Regions from separate parts of the Homo sapiens genome. Here regions 2 and 3 are each linked to region 1. Evidence: chromatin loops called from intact Hi-C (ENCODE). Cell type or tissue: PC-9. All regions are shown on one strand.

Region 1 (4,000 bases):
ACTCTTAAGACAACGGGATGCATCACCTTTCCCTTCCTATAACATAACCTGTCATTGTGGAACTGGAGAACCCACACCATGATCCTTCTCACAATTAAGGATGCATCTTCCCCTGAAAGCATAAGCTCCTTACGGTCAGGGGGTAAATCTTAGACAGTGATCACAGTGGTCGTTTGTTTGTTCTACCTATGGAAAAGCTCAATGGTTATTCACTAAGATGAACTGAAGCAAGGGTTGTGGAAGGTTCACTTTGCCACCTGTCTGCATAAGCAGGGCCACCGTAGGCAGCGATCCAGGGATCAGTTACTTCCCAACCAATCTGTTCTGTGGGAGTTGACACTCCTCATCCTTATTGAGGTCTATCACAGAGTTGGTATCCAGAGAGAAGGTAACAAAGGAAGGCATTTTCTAGCAAGTAGCAGCTTTTATTATTTTTAAATATTTTTATTATTTTATTATTTCCTATTTGCATAGGAAACGGTGGTATAGAGGCATCCATTATGAGCTGGTCACAGAGGTGTGCCTCCATGGTGTGACAGGGTACTTACTGAAGAATTTTGAGTTTACATTTTATTTCTTTTGTGGAAAATAGCAGCTGGTACTTCTTTGCTTTAGGGAAGGTTTATAGCAGGTTGAAAGCAGGTATTGCTTTCAAACCATCTCCTCTTAACATTTGTTTATGGATGCTTAAATCCATTGAGGAGAATAGAGTTTGATGTCAGAAAAGAAAACTAGCAAAGAGCTGCCTCACCCATTGTCTTTATGTTTCTGAAATTTGTGACACAAAGAACATTCTACAGCCCATCAATAGCTTACGTTATTTTAATGTAAGTTCTTGGTAAGCAACTTAGGAACTGCTTTAAAAACCCACTTCCTTTAAAAACCCACTTGTAACTGCTGTTAATGGGAGCATAGATTCAGGGCAACTTGGGTCTCTGCCCCTTGGTTGCAGTGCTCAAACTTGGCCCAAATAAACTCTCTACTTATGTCAATTCTGCCTCCATTTTTTCCTTTAGATGGACAGAGGTGAATGAAAGAGAGGGCCTTGGAGGGCAGCCTGAAGAGGAAGAGAGGGACGCAAGGCCAGCATAAACAAAAGAGTAGTCCTGGGGTGCTGGGAGGAGAAGACATCTGTGCCTTGGGTCCTAAGAGTGCTCTGAGGATGTGAAAGGACCCAGAAGGACAGCAGAGAGGCCTGTCCTATGTTCCTTGGTCCCCAACCTTGCCAAGGTGCTCAGGTTCCAAACCTGACACTAAAGCAAGACAGCCGTAGGCCAGATGAGGTCATGGGAGCAGGAACAATGAACATTGAATTAACATCATTGTCTGGGGTAAATACCTGAGATTTGTTGTCTCACGGCGGCAGAAAACTAGGAAGGGGATAAAGAGTGAGCTTAGCGGAAGTTTAGTAGGCGAAAGAAAGAGAATAGCTCTCTCTGTTGCGAAGATAGGGGTCCTGAACAGGTTTTTCGGTTCTGTGGTGAAATGCAGAGGGTTTTATAGATGAGCTTGAGGAGACAGTGTGTGATTTACATAGGGTACGAATGATTGGTGGGACTAGTGTCATTTGCATAAGGTGCGAAAAACTGGTTAGGGCTAGGTATGCCATTTGCATAGGGCCCAAAAAGCTTGCTGACCCCACGCTAATCTTTTATTATGCAAATAATTCTCTACCTGGCCAGCGCCATGTTGCCTATTTCTTTACTGTACACGTGGTGACAAAGAAAAGGGAAGATGGAGCCTCCATGTTGAACATACCTGGCTTCCAGGTAGCCCTTTTCTATTGGCATAGCTGCCGGCATTCACCCGTGCAAGCTTCCAGCTTGCTTATCTATGTTCGCAGCTAGATTTTCAGGCTGCTCTTTGTTAGAAAAAAATGCTTTCTTGGGCTGCTTTTTGTTAAAAGGGAAGCCTTGCTGAGGACTTTTTTACCCTCACTATCTGCCTAAATAATTTCTTTCTATCTCCTGTCTCAGCATCTCAGTGGTCCTCATTGAGAACAGGTAACCAGTGCCAGCAGGGGCTCCTAGTTCATTGGTAAAACCCTGAACATTGACACCTTTCATTTCCCTGGGGTTAAATGGAAGAGAGAATTGCCCCAAGAAGGACGGAAGTTTCATTTTCTTTGGCTCCTGAAGTAGTACACAAGCGGATTTATAGAAAACAAAGACCTTTAGTATTTCTTACATCCTAGAATCTGGAGACTTGAGATTCATGCCTATTGCATTATTTCAGAAAAGAGATTTGGTTGTGAACTCTGCTCCAAGACATTGCTTGGTCAAGGAAGCCTAAGTTTTAGCCACCTGGACACGATCTCCATCTAGTGGTCATACTATGTAACAGCACTTGCACACAGCTTTGAGAGGTTTGGTATTCTGTATTTTGCTCTTCTCCGGAGAAATTCAATATAGCAGAAATATAGTACATAATATAATGCAGATATGAGAGATTCTACAGCCTACAAACAGTTCTAAAACGGGCTAGAATTTGGGAGGTGAAGCAACAGGGTAGCATTGTAATTTTATTAAATTTCAGAATAATTTTAGATTTATGTTAAAGTTGTAAAGTGGCCAGGCGCAGTGGCTCACGCCTGTATCCCAGCACTTTGGGAGGCCGAGGCGGGCAGATCACCTGAGGTCAGGAGTTCGAGCCTGGCCAACATGGTGAAACCCCATCTCTACTAAAAATACAATAAATTAACCGGGTGTGGTAGCCCAGGCCTGTAATCCCAGCTACTTGGGAAGCTGAGGCATGAGAATCGCTGGAACCTGGGAGACAGAAGTTGCAGTGAGCCGAGATCATGCCACTCCACTCCAGCCTGGGCAACAGAGTGAGACTCTGTCTCAAAAAAAAATTAATAAATGAATAATAAATAAATAAAGTTATAAAGTGATACAGAGTTCCCATACACACCTCACCCAGGTTCCTCTAGGTTAAAATCTCACATTACCATGATACGTTTGTCAAAACTAAGAGACTAGCATTTCCACATTATTGTCAAAATCCAGACTGTATTTTAATATCACTAGTTTTTCAACTAATGTCCTTTTTCTGTTCCAGGATCCCACTCAGGACAGCACATCTCATTCTGTCCTCATGTTCCCTCAGTTTCCTCTAGTCTGTGAGAGATTTCATGACAGCAGTTTTGAGGAGTAATAGCCAGGTATTTAGCCAGTTTTGAGGAGTAATAGCCAGAATGTCCCTCAATTGTAGATGTGTGGTGTTATTTCTGAGGCCTCCGTTTTGTTCCATTGGTCTACATCTCTGTTTTGGTACCAGTACCAGTTGCTGTTTTGGCTACTGTAGCCTTGTAGTATAGTTTGAAGTCAGGTAGCATGATGCCTCCAGCTTTGTTCTTTTTGCTTAGGATTGTCTTGGCTATACAGGCTCTTTTTTGGTTCCATATGAAGTTTAAAGCAGTTTTATCTAGTTCTGTGAAGAAAGTCAATAGTAGCTTGATGGGAATAGCATTGAATCTATAAATTACTTTGGGCAGTATGGCCATTTTCATTATATTGAGTCTTCCTATCTATGAACATGGAATTCTTTTTCCATTTGTTTGTATTCTCTCTTATTTTCTTGAGCAGTGGTTTGTAGTTCTCCTTGAAGAGGTCCTTCACATCCCTTGTAAGTTGTATTCCTAGGTATTTTATTCTCTTTGAAGCAATTGTGAATGGGAGTTCACTCATGATTTGACTCTCTGTTTGTCTGTTATTGGTGTATAGGAATGCTTGTGATTTTTGCTCATTGATTTTGTATCCTGAGACTTTGCTGAAGTTGTTCATCAGCTTAAGTTTTTAGGCTGAGAAGATGGGGTTTTCTAAATATACAATCATGTCATCTGCAAACGGAGACAATTTGACTTCCTCTCTTCCTATTTGATACGCTTTATTTCTTTCTGTTGACTGATTGCTCTGGCCAGAACTTCCAACACTATGTTGAAAAGGGGTGGTGAGAGAGGGCATCCTTGTCTTGTGCTGGTTTTCAAAGGGAATGCTTC
Region 2 (4,000 bases), 620 kb before region 1:
AAATCACTGTTGAAACACAACCGTGACACCACTGTGAGTATGTCTAATTCCCTGGCATGGGGGTTTTAGGCATTAGAAAGTGCATAATAGTAACTAGATTCCAGGATGTGTCTCAGGAAATCCCAAAGGGAAGCTTTTTTTCATTCATAGAATACTTCCTGAAGACATTATTATAGGAAAACTTTATTTAGGAGAGTTTCTTTGATCCTGTACTAGCACATGAGAACATGTAAGCAGATGACAATATCTAATATCTACTGCTGCCTGACCCACTCTGCTTCCCATCCCAGAGTTTCTTTTGCAAAACGCATGGAGCCCTGCTTCGACAAAGCTCTCTAGATAGCACCCAACCTCACCAGGAAGGTCTGATTTATAGCATGTTGATCTTAAGCATGTTAGTGCAACGCCCAAAAGAGAAAGGAAGTCTCAATAAAGGGATATTATAGAAAGTCTTCAGCCAGTGGATAGACTCTCATCTCTAAGCCAGGCTGAGATCACCAGATCAGCAGGATAAAGAACTATTTGGGGCTATATGTACCTAATGAGGCTGGATTCATGAGATCAACAGTATTTAAGGTCCTTGGGCGTAAGTAGGGCAGTAGCTGAGAAGGCCTCTCTCGGCTCTGGCTCTCCTGCCCCTACTCAGAATGCCACACTCACCCAAGGCTTGATGTTGCTCACTGTGGGTCAGTGGCTGTTGTCTCCACCGTCTCTCCCACAGAGGGGGAATAATTGCACCCCCATCACAGACTTTCCACAAGTCAGGATGATCTCTCAGTGGCTCTCAGGTTTCCCAAGTATCTTTCCCCCATGGGCATTTGACTGACAATCTACTAAATCTCTGTACTTCCATTTGCTCATCTGTTAAAACCTGTAGCTGCTCACGGGGCTGTTGTGATGACAAAATGAAATTTACATGATTAAGGTACTTAACTTTCCCCAGTGCCTGCCCATAATAGATGCTCCAGAAGTGTTAGGCATTATTTTAAACCCAGTAGGAGTCTTTAACCACTTGATTTTAATTAGATGACCCTCAGGGGTGAGATGCAGTGGGTGATTTAGAAAGTGCACCCTGGGAGGGCATTTGCTTGGAAGGAATCTTGTAGGAGCAGGTAGAAGGTCCCCAAAAGAACAAAATACGGGTCACCTCACAGGATCCACCACTGGACCGGGATCCTTTACTGAAGCTGGAGCCTCATTATGAAAGAGCTACTTGGCCGGGCACGGTGGCTCACGCCTGTAATCCCAACACTTTGGGAGGCCGAGGCAGGTGGATCACGAGTTCAGGAGAGCGAGACCATCCTGGCTAACACGGTGAAACCCCGTCTCTACTAAAAATACAAAAAAAATTAGCCGGGCATCGTGGGGGGCTCCTGTAGTCCCAGCTACTCGGGAGGCCGAGGCAGGAGAATGGCGTGAATCCAGTAAGCGGAGCTTGCAGTGAGCCCAGATCGCGCCACTGCACTCCAGCCTGGGCGAAAGAGCGAGACTCTGTCTCAAAAAAAAAAAAAAAAAAAAAAAAAAAAAAAAAAAAAGAGCTAATTGATGGTACCTGGGTGCCCAAACCTCTACTGTTGCTATCGTTTCTCCATGTCTGAGTACGTCCCACAAGGAGCAGTAGCAAAAGCTGGTCTTTCAGGGGCTCATCAAACACACTCAGACGTTTCAAATGTCCCAAGATCGGCAGCTTTGATCCTGAATGTTCTTCCCTTGATTAAAACAACAACAACAACAACAACAACAAAATGAAACAATAAAAATTTAAAGAGAAATTTAGGCCGTGCATTTCTAAGAATTTACACTTAGTTCATTAAATCTATTGTTTTCTCAGTTGTTTGAAGTCCAACAAGACTAATGAGCCTTTTTTTCCAAATGTCTTTAAAAATCCTTTTTTCTTACAAGGCCATTTAGAGGCTTTGAACGTTGTTCCAAGGGTAATAATATTAGTATTAATAATAAATTATTCCAAACTCCCAACCCCTGCAGGTTCAGAATTTACTTAATACTCTGAACCCAAGGAATTTAAATTATTACCAGAATTTATTACCTTTTGTTTATGGGGCTTTCCAAACAGGAGAAAGAAACCACGTGGAGGTTCACTAGAGTGCATTGTGTGGTTCGCTTTGCGGTAATGCATATAACCCAGAAGACTTCCAGAACCTTCTCAGCTTGAACCTTCAAAGCCTCCCTAATTTGGTGGAATCAGCATGGTTATGTTGAGATTGTACTGAGGGTACTGACTTTTCAGCCTGGACAATTTTTGGCTGATGGACCAGAGCAAGAGCCCTCGTAGGATTCTCCCATAGGACATACAATCTATGTTACATAAGATGGATGATATATTGTTAGGTGGCTATGGGGTGGAAAGAGAACAATTTTTCTCTGGGGTGTGTGCAAAGGAACTGACTGCCTTGCTGCCCCTTGAACTCTCTACCTTGTCATCTGAGGACCTCTGGTGGTGGAAATTTTCCCAGCGTGTGTGAATTGATGTTTCTGTGCCAAGCCATCCAACCCTGTTACATTTTCCTACATTCCTTTCCTCCTATTTTGTCATTCACATTAAGCAAGGAGCAACAATCAGTTGCAAATACCCAGAATAAAGTGGTGGATGTGCCTGACCAGACTGCCATTTCACAAAAGTTACCTGCTACCTTCTCTTCCAGTGAACTTCTGATACATTTCCTGCAGCAAGAGAAGGCAGCCAACATGAAGGAAAATGTGGCATCTGCAACCGTTTTCACTCTGCTACTTTTTCTCAACACCTGCCTTCTGAATGGTAAGTAAGAGGCTATCACGCTCTCTTTCATTGCCTGGGGTGTTTGTCAACAGGGTGGAGAGTCCATGCAGTCTTCTTGCAATGCCATTATGAAAAATGAAAATGCTGTGTTATGTGCTGCTGTTAAATTATTTGCAATATTTTGCATTAAAGTTAATGCAGAAAAATTAATGCAATTAATGCAAAATCTTGTCACTGTGCTCTCTGCCTTTTGTCCTCATTTCAGGAGTGTAATGAAACAGCTCTGAAGAAGACAGGACCTGAGTTCTAATCCAGGTCCTGCCAGTTTCTAGCTGTGTGACCTAGAGCCAATTACCTAACTCTCTGGGTTTCCAAATTCTCAAAGTGAGGACAGTGATGTTTCCTCTACTGCAGATGAAATAATGTATATGAAAACTCTTTAAAAAACCATAATGGGATATAAGAGGTTGCTGTTACATGGCGGGAAGCAGGTACAGCCGACTCTATTATCTGTGCTAACAGGAGAAATGAAGTCCACAGCTAAATGAGAGGGTGGGTGCCTGTGACTATACACTTCTGTATGTCAACCCATGTGCATTTCTGGGTGTGCAGACTTCTATATGTACCTGTGTATATATTAACTTTTCTATATGGACCTGATTTCAAATGTCTCTCTGTCTGAACCTGTATGTATATACTTTTATGTATGTCTGTGTGTGTTCTGTGTATATCCGTATGTGCACACTTCTCTGCAGGTACCTGTGTGCATACAAGTATGTACTTCCATGAGTATGCACCTGTGTATATTTTTGTGTGTGTGTGTGGTGTGTGTACTTTTGATGCGGGCTCTGTGTGGGCATCTACATACCTGTATATGTGGTTCCTGTGTGGTTTTCTCCGTGTTTCTGTGCATTGAGAAAGTCCATTAATGTTAACTTGTTCCTCTAATGCAGATGAAGGAAACATTTGTCTAATTGTAATTTTACAAATCTACCCTCCTCTCTTGAGCTTCCTGAAGGTACTATTAATAAACAGTAAAATAAGAAAGAGAAGCTTTCAGAGAGAGAAAAAGGGGAAAGCAGAGGTCAGAATGACCCACAAGAGAAACTAAATACTCAAGAAATCAATGATCACCCTAATTGGCTTCCGAGTGTGCTCATTATGGAACCATAGGCTTTAAACTTTTTAAATAAACTTTTCTTTCTACTTCACACACTTCTCCCCACTCATGACAAAAGCAAAGCAAAACAAAAACTTGCATTC
Region 3 (4,000 bases), 730 kb before region 1:
TTATTCCACTGGGGTAATAGGATTGGTAAGGTAGGAGTGTCTTTGAAGAATAATGCTAAATAACCCAGACACTAAGGCTGAATCTTCAGCACAGCTCTTAAGGCATCCTGTAAGTACCCTCTGCTGCTTATTAGAAATCCCAAAGCCCTGCTCCCTTAGGAAAGCGGCCCATCCCCATCCTCATCATAAGATGCAAGGCATAGCTAAACATCTCAACTTCTCACTTGAGTATTATATACTCTCAGGCCAGGATACTTTCCAACTCAAGAGTAAGATAACATTACATTCTGATCTTCTTGTGTGTGTTTTTATGTTTTTTTTTTCATTTTATTTATTATTTTTTTTTTTGAGACAGAAATTTTACTCTTGTCACCCAGGCTGGAATACAACGGCGCAACATTCTGATCTTCTTTTGAGAGAAAAGTTTCACACAATTAGCCTTTGAAATACACATTCCTTTAAGTACCATGAAAACATTGTCCCATACAACAATATTTCTAAGAAACACACATGTCCCTCCCACAATGATTTTTTCTTGTTACCACCAATAAAAATTAGAGCTGTGTTGTTTTTGTTGTTGGGTTTGTTTTTGTTTTTGTTTTTTGGTGACTACTGTGACCCTCAAAAAATCAATCCGACTTTCTCGATCTTGATTTGCAACACCAAGGTTACCAAACAAAGAGAATGGTTCAATGAGGGAAAGCTCAACTACCTAAATATTTAGTATAGCAATGCTGAGCTTTTGGTAATGGCTCAAAATTCTCATGCTTTCCCACTAAATGAAAAGGGGAGCTTTGCTACTAGTAAACCATATTCAAGAAATAATTCTTATTAATACTTTGCTTCTTTCCTATGAATTATTGCTTTGTAATGGATGTTTGACAAGTTACTAGCAAAGCAGTCTTCGATGAGCACAGAGACCCATCAGATCTGTATTAACACCTCCAACCACTGGAGTTTCATTAAGTAGGTTTCTCTACCCCTCTCCTTCAGGCCACAGATAGGAAGAATGACATTGGGTCCAAAGTTCTGGCACAAAGAATGATGTCTGCCTTCCTGTGATGATTTCAAATTCAGGGTAATAATTCCAACTATCTTTCCCTGGCCATGATAGAAAGCTCAAGAAATCTTGGTTCCTTGTCTCTTTTCTTCCATCCAGTTGGTCTTTCTAATTACACACTCAACACAATGTTCTGCTGAGCAAGACATCTGCTGTAGCCACTATCACCCTTGGCATAACCAGATATTTAAAGGTACCTAAAGGAGTTTAGCCATATTTTGCCAAGATCCTAAGTTCTATGGCATAAGAATCCATCCACTTCTCTACTGCCTATAGAAAAGGACAGCTCAGTCTTTCTGAAAGAATTGTTCTCAAACAAGAAAGCATTTGAGGTAACATGTCAACAAGGTGGACTGGTAATTGGTGTTCCTTTCAGAGCCAGTTGGAGGAAATGGCCAGCTCAGACATTCTCTTCTCCCCAGTGTCCTATGGGAACAAGATTTACCCAGACACAGCTGACTATGAGAAGTCTTCAGGGATTTACAACCTGTCTAAGAACAAGGCCAATGGGGGGCTCACTTTGCAACACGTCCCTATTTGATTGTCAGAGGACAGATACTCTATTAACAAAGGAATTTGCACTGGTATTTTCAGGGACACATCAAGTAATTGCCACTTGAACGTTTTTCCAGGCTTTCAAAGGAATGTAAGAATGGCCTAAGGCTAAATTACATTCATGTCTTTAGTGAGTCATTATATTACTGGCAATAAAGTATATTATTACTTTACTTTCAGATGCCCTCACATATTTTTTTAAAGTAGAAAGGAGACATATTATGGTCACCATTCTTAAGAGACTTAACTAAAAGACACTAATTTAATCTTTTAGTTACTTAAAAATAGCTGTTGCTCACCCACTATGTGCCAGTCTGTATACCAGGCACCAATATGAAAAGGTGAGTATTCTCTGGTCTCCCTAAGCACAGTCTAGTGGAGGAGACAGACAAAATGCAGCCATGGCCAGAAGGGGGAGCAGTTAATGAACAAGTAGGCAGAGAGTAGGGAGGGGATTCTGAGAGACAGTACGGACGGACTGAGGGTAAGTTGTACATCCCTGATATTTTGGGCAATTGCAAATAGTTTGATGACCAAATCACAAGGAGAAGAAGTGACAGCAAGCATGGCTGAAAATGTAGGTTGGTGTCAAATTGTAAAAAGCCTTGAATACTGTGCTGAACGGTTTGATCCGTGAATCAGGTAGAGGACTTGACTCAGGTCTCTTGACTCAAAGGTCATGTTTTTTCTCTGCTAGATTGCACTTATCCTTCCAAATGCTAGTGGACACCACACTGAATTTGATCAAAGATCTCTCAATGGAAATATGTAAATTTCCTGTAAGAAGCAATTGGTAGGTTCTCTTATTATCATCTCCATCTCACAGATAAGGAAACTGAAGTATAAAGAACTTGAGTAACTTGTCCAAGGTCACACAGCTAGTTAGGTGATCCCAGACAATTTGGCTCCAGAGTCACTAGTCCTAACTACAACAATTTAGCCTCTCTTTATCTAGAGGTCTTTATGCATTTGTCTGCATTCTACTTACGTTGGTATTGGTGAGTAAAGATTCCCTTCCAGAATAGGTTTGATAAATTGCCAAGTCTGAAACTGAAAAATTAATATCCATGATAACAGAGGTTTTGGGGTCAAGGAGTGAAAGGAATTCATCCCATCCTGTCTCTAAATACTTTTTTCTTTACCAATTTATGGGAATTTGAGACCAGATATCTGGAACCAAGCAGCCTCACCCTATTAAGGGAAAGAAAAAGAACAGAAGAAAAGAGGAGAGGAGAAGAGAAGAGAAGAGAACTAAAAGTATCTGCAAAAATATTAAAGGATTTGACCGAGATCTCTGAGATGCTCCAAAGATTGCAATTGTGCTTACTATCCAAGTTAATGGCTGTAAATCTAAGAGAATTATGATGTGCCTGGTAAATATTGGTTGTTTTGTTTTAAGTCTTCATGGAGAAAATGGAAAAGACATTGGCATGTAGGATGAAGTCACAGCAGGACAGACAGGTCCTGCAAGTGTTTCTTTAGATGCATTGATATTCATAACATCCAAACAGGCCTTAAGGCTGTCTTCTTACTTTACACTTACCAAAGGGGTAAAATATCATTTTCCTTGGACACACAAATAATAAACGTACTCTCACAACATCACTTGAATGTTGTGGTTTTGCAAATATACTATGTTTTAAAAGCTATAGCCCTCAAATCCCTTACTAGACATCAATATTTGTTGGAATTTCAACATCAAAGATTTATTGTGAAGGGGGAGGGGGAGGAGTTACTCCAAAGGCTAGAACCAGTGCATATACCATAATAACAACTCTGCATGCATTATTGCTTCTAATCTTCATAATTTTGAGTACTATCTTTATTGTCACCATTTAATGAAGATGTTAAGGTTCTGGGGGCTTAAGTGACTTGCCCAAAGTTACACAGCTTGGTAGAAACAGAATTTACCACAGAACTTGTGTGTTAAGCCAAATAATTTTCTAGTTCCATACAACTAAAAATTGGAAGGAAAAAGTAGAGCCTTATGAATAGAGTCCTGAGCAAGAAGGATGAACAATCTGCAGATGAAGTACTCTGTAAAGGAAAGATCTGGGTTTGAATTCTAACCCTGCCTCCGTTCATCTGTGTGATCTTCGCAAAGTCTGTTAACTCTTTAAACTGTTGGATATTTATAAAATGGGACTGGTGCTATTTGGCCTGATATCTTACAGGGGAAGATTCAGTCAGGCCAGGCGTATGTAGGGTCTCTCTGACCTGGAAAGCCCTATATAAAGACATGGTACCATTCTTAGTGTTAGGACTGAAACTACATCCCTAGTGTCCTGACACCTCATACCAATACCCAGAAACCCTAGGCTCTTCCTTCAATCCCATACTCCTTCCTCAGCTGCCAGGACAGCTTGGTTAAGAAAAGCCTTGTTC

Evidence for each region. Hi-C counts contacts between places; a loop is a spot of excess contacts. Peaks named below come from ENCODE experiments on the same cell type or tissue, not always from the same donor. Only the 100,000 strongest peaks of a DNase experiment are listed, where the experiment ranks them.
Region 2: it touches region 1 in a loop (5-fold over the local background); 2 of 110 quality-filtered maps call a loop at or near these places.
Region 3: a loop joins it to region 1, with 9 times the contacts of the local background. A loop is called at or near these places in 5 of 110 quality-filtered maps.

The regions. Positions count from the first base shown.
Region 1 is chr5:34,473,008-34,477,007 of GRCh38, reverse strand. No RefSeq gene overlaps it. Among named protein-coding and RNA genes, the nearest start is that of RAI14-DT, 180 kb to the left of the region's middle. In PC-9, a CTCF peak has its summit at 2,327 (motif pointing left); a DNase peak (open chromatin) is centred at 2,267.
Region 2 is chr5:35,088,327-35,092,326 of GRCh38, reverse strand. It overlaps PRLR (prolactin receptor), which reads left to right. Exons shown (of 10, transcript NM_000949.7): 3 at 2,664-2,776. The coding sequence starts at 2,707. Among named protein-coding and RNA genes, the nearest start is that of AGXT2, 42 kb to the right of the region's middle. RefSeq lists an enhancer at 2,354-2,855. In PC-9, CTCF peaks have their summits at 2,251 and 2,454; a DNase peak (open chromatin) is centred at 2,456; H3K27me3 peaks cover 3,141 bases.
Region 3 is chr5:35,200,563-35,204,562 of GRCh38, reverse strand. All of the region lies in intron 1 of PRLR (prolactin receptor), which reads left to right. Among named protein-coding and RNA genes, the nearest start is that of PRLR, 28 kb to the left of the region's middle. RefSeq lists a silencer at 1,822-2,116. In PC-9, a CTCF peak has its summit at 2,050 (motif pointing right); no DNase peak of the experiment used is centred here; H3K27me3 peaks cover 473 bases.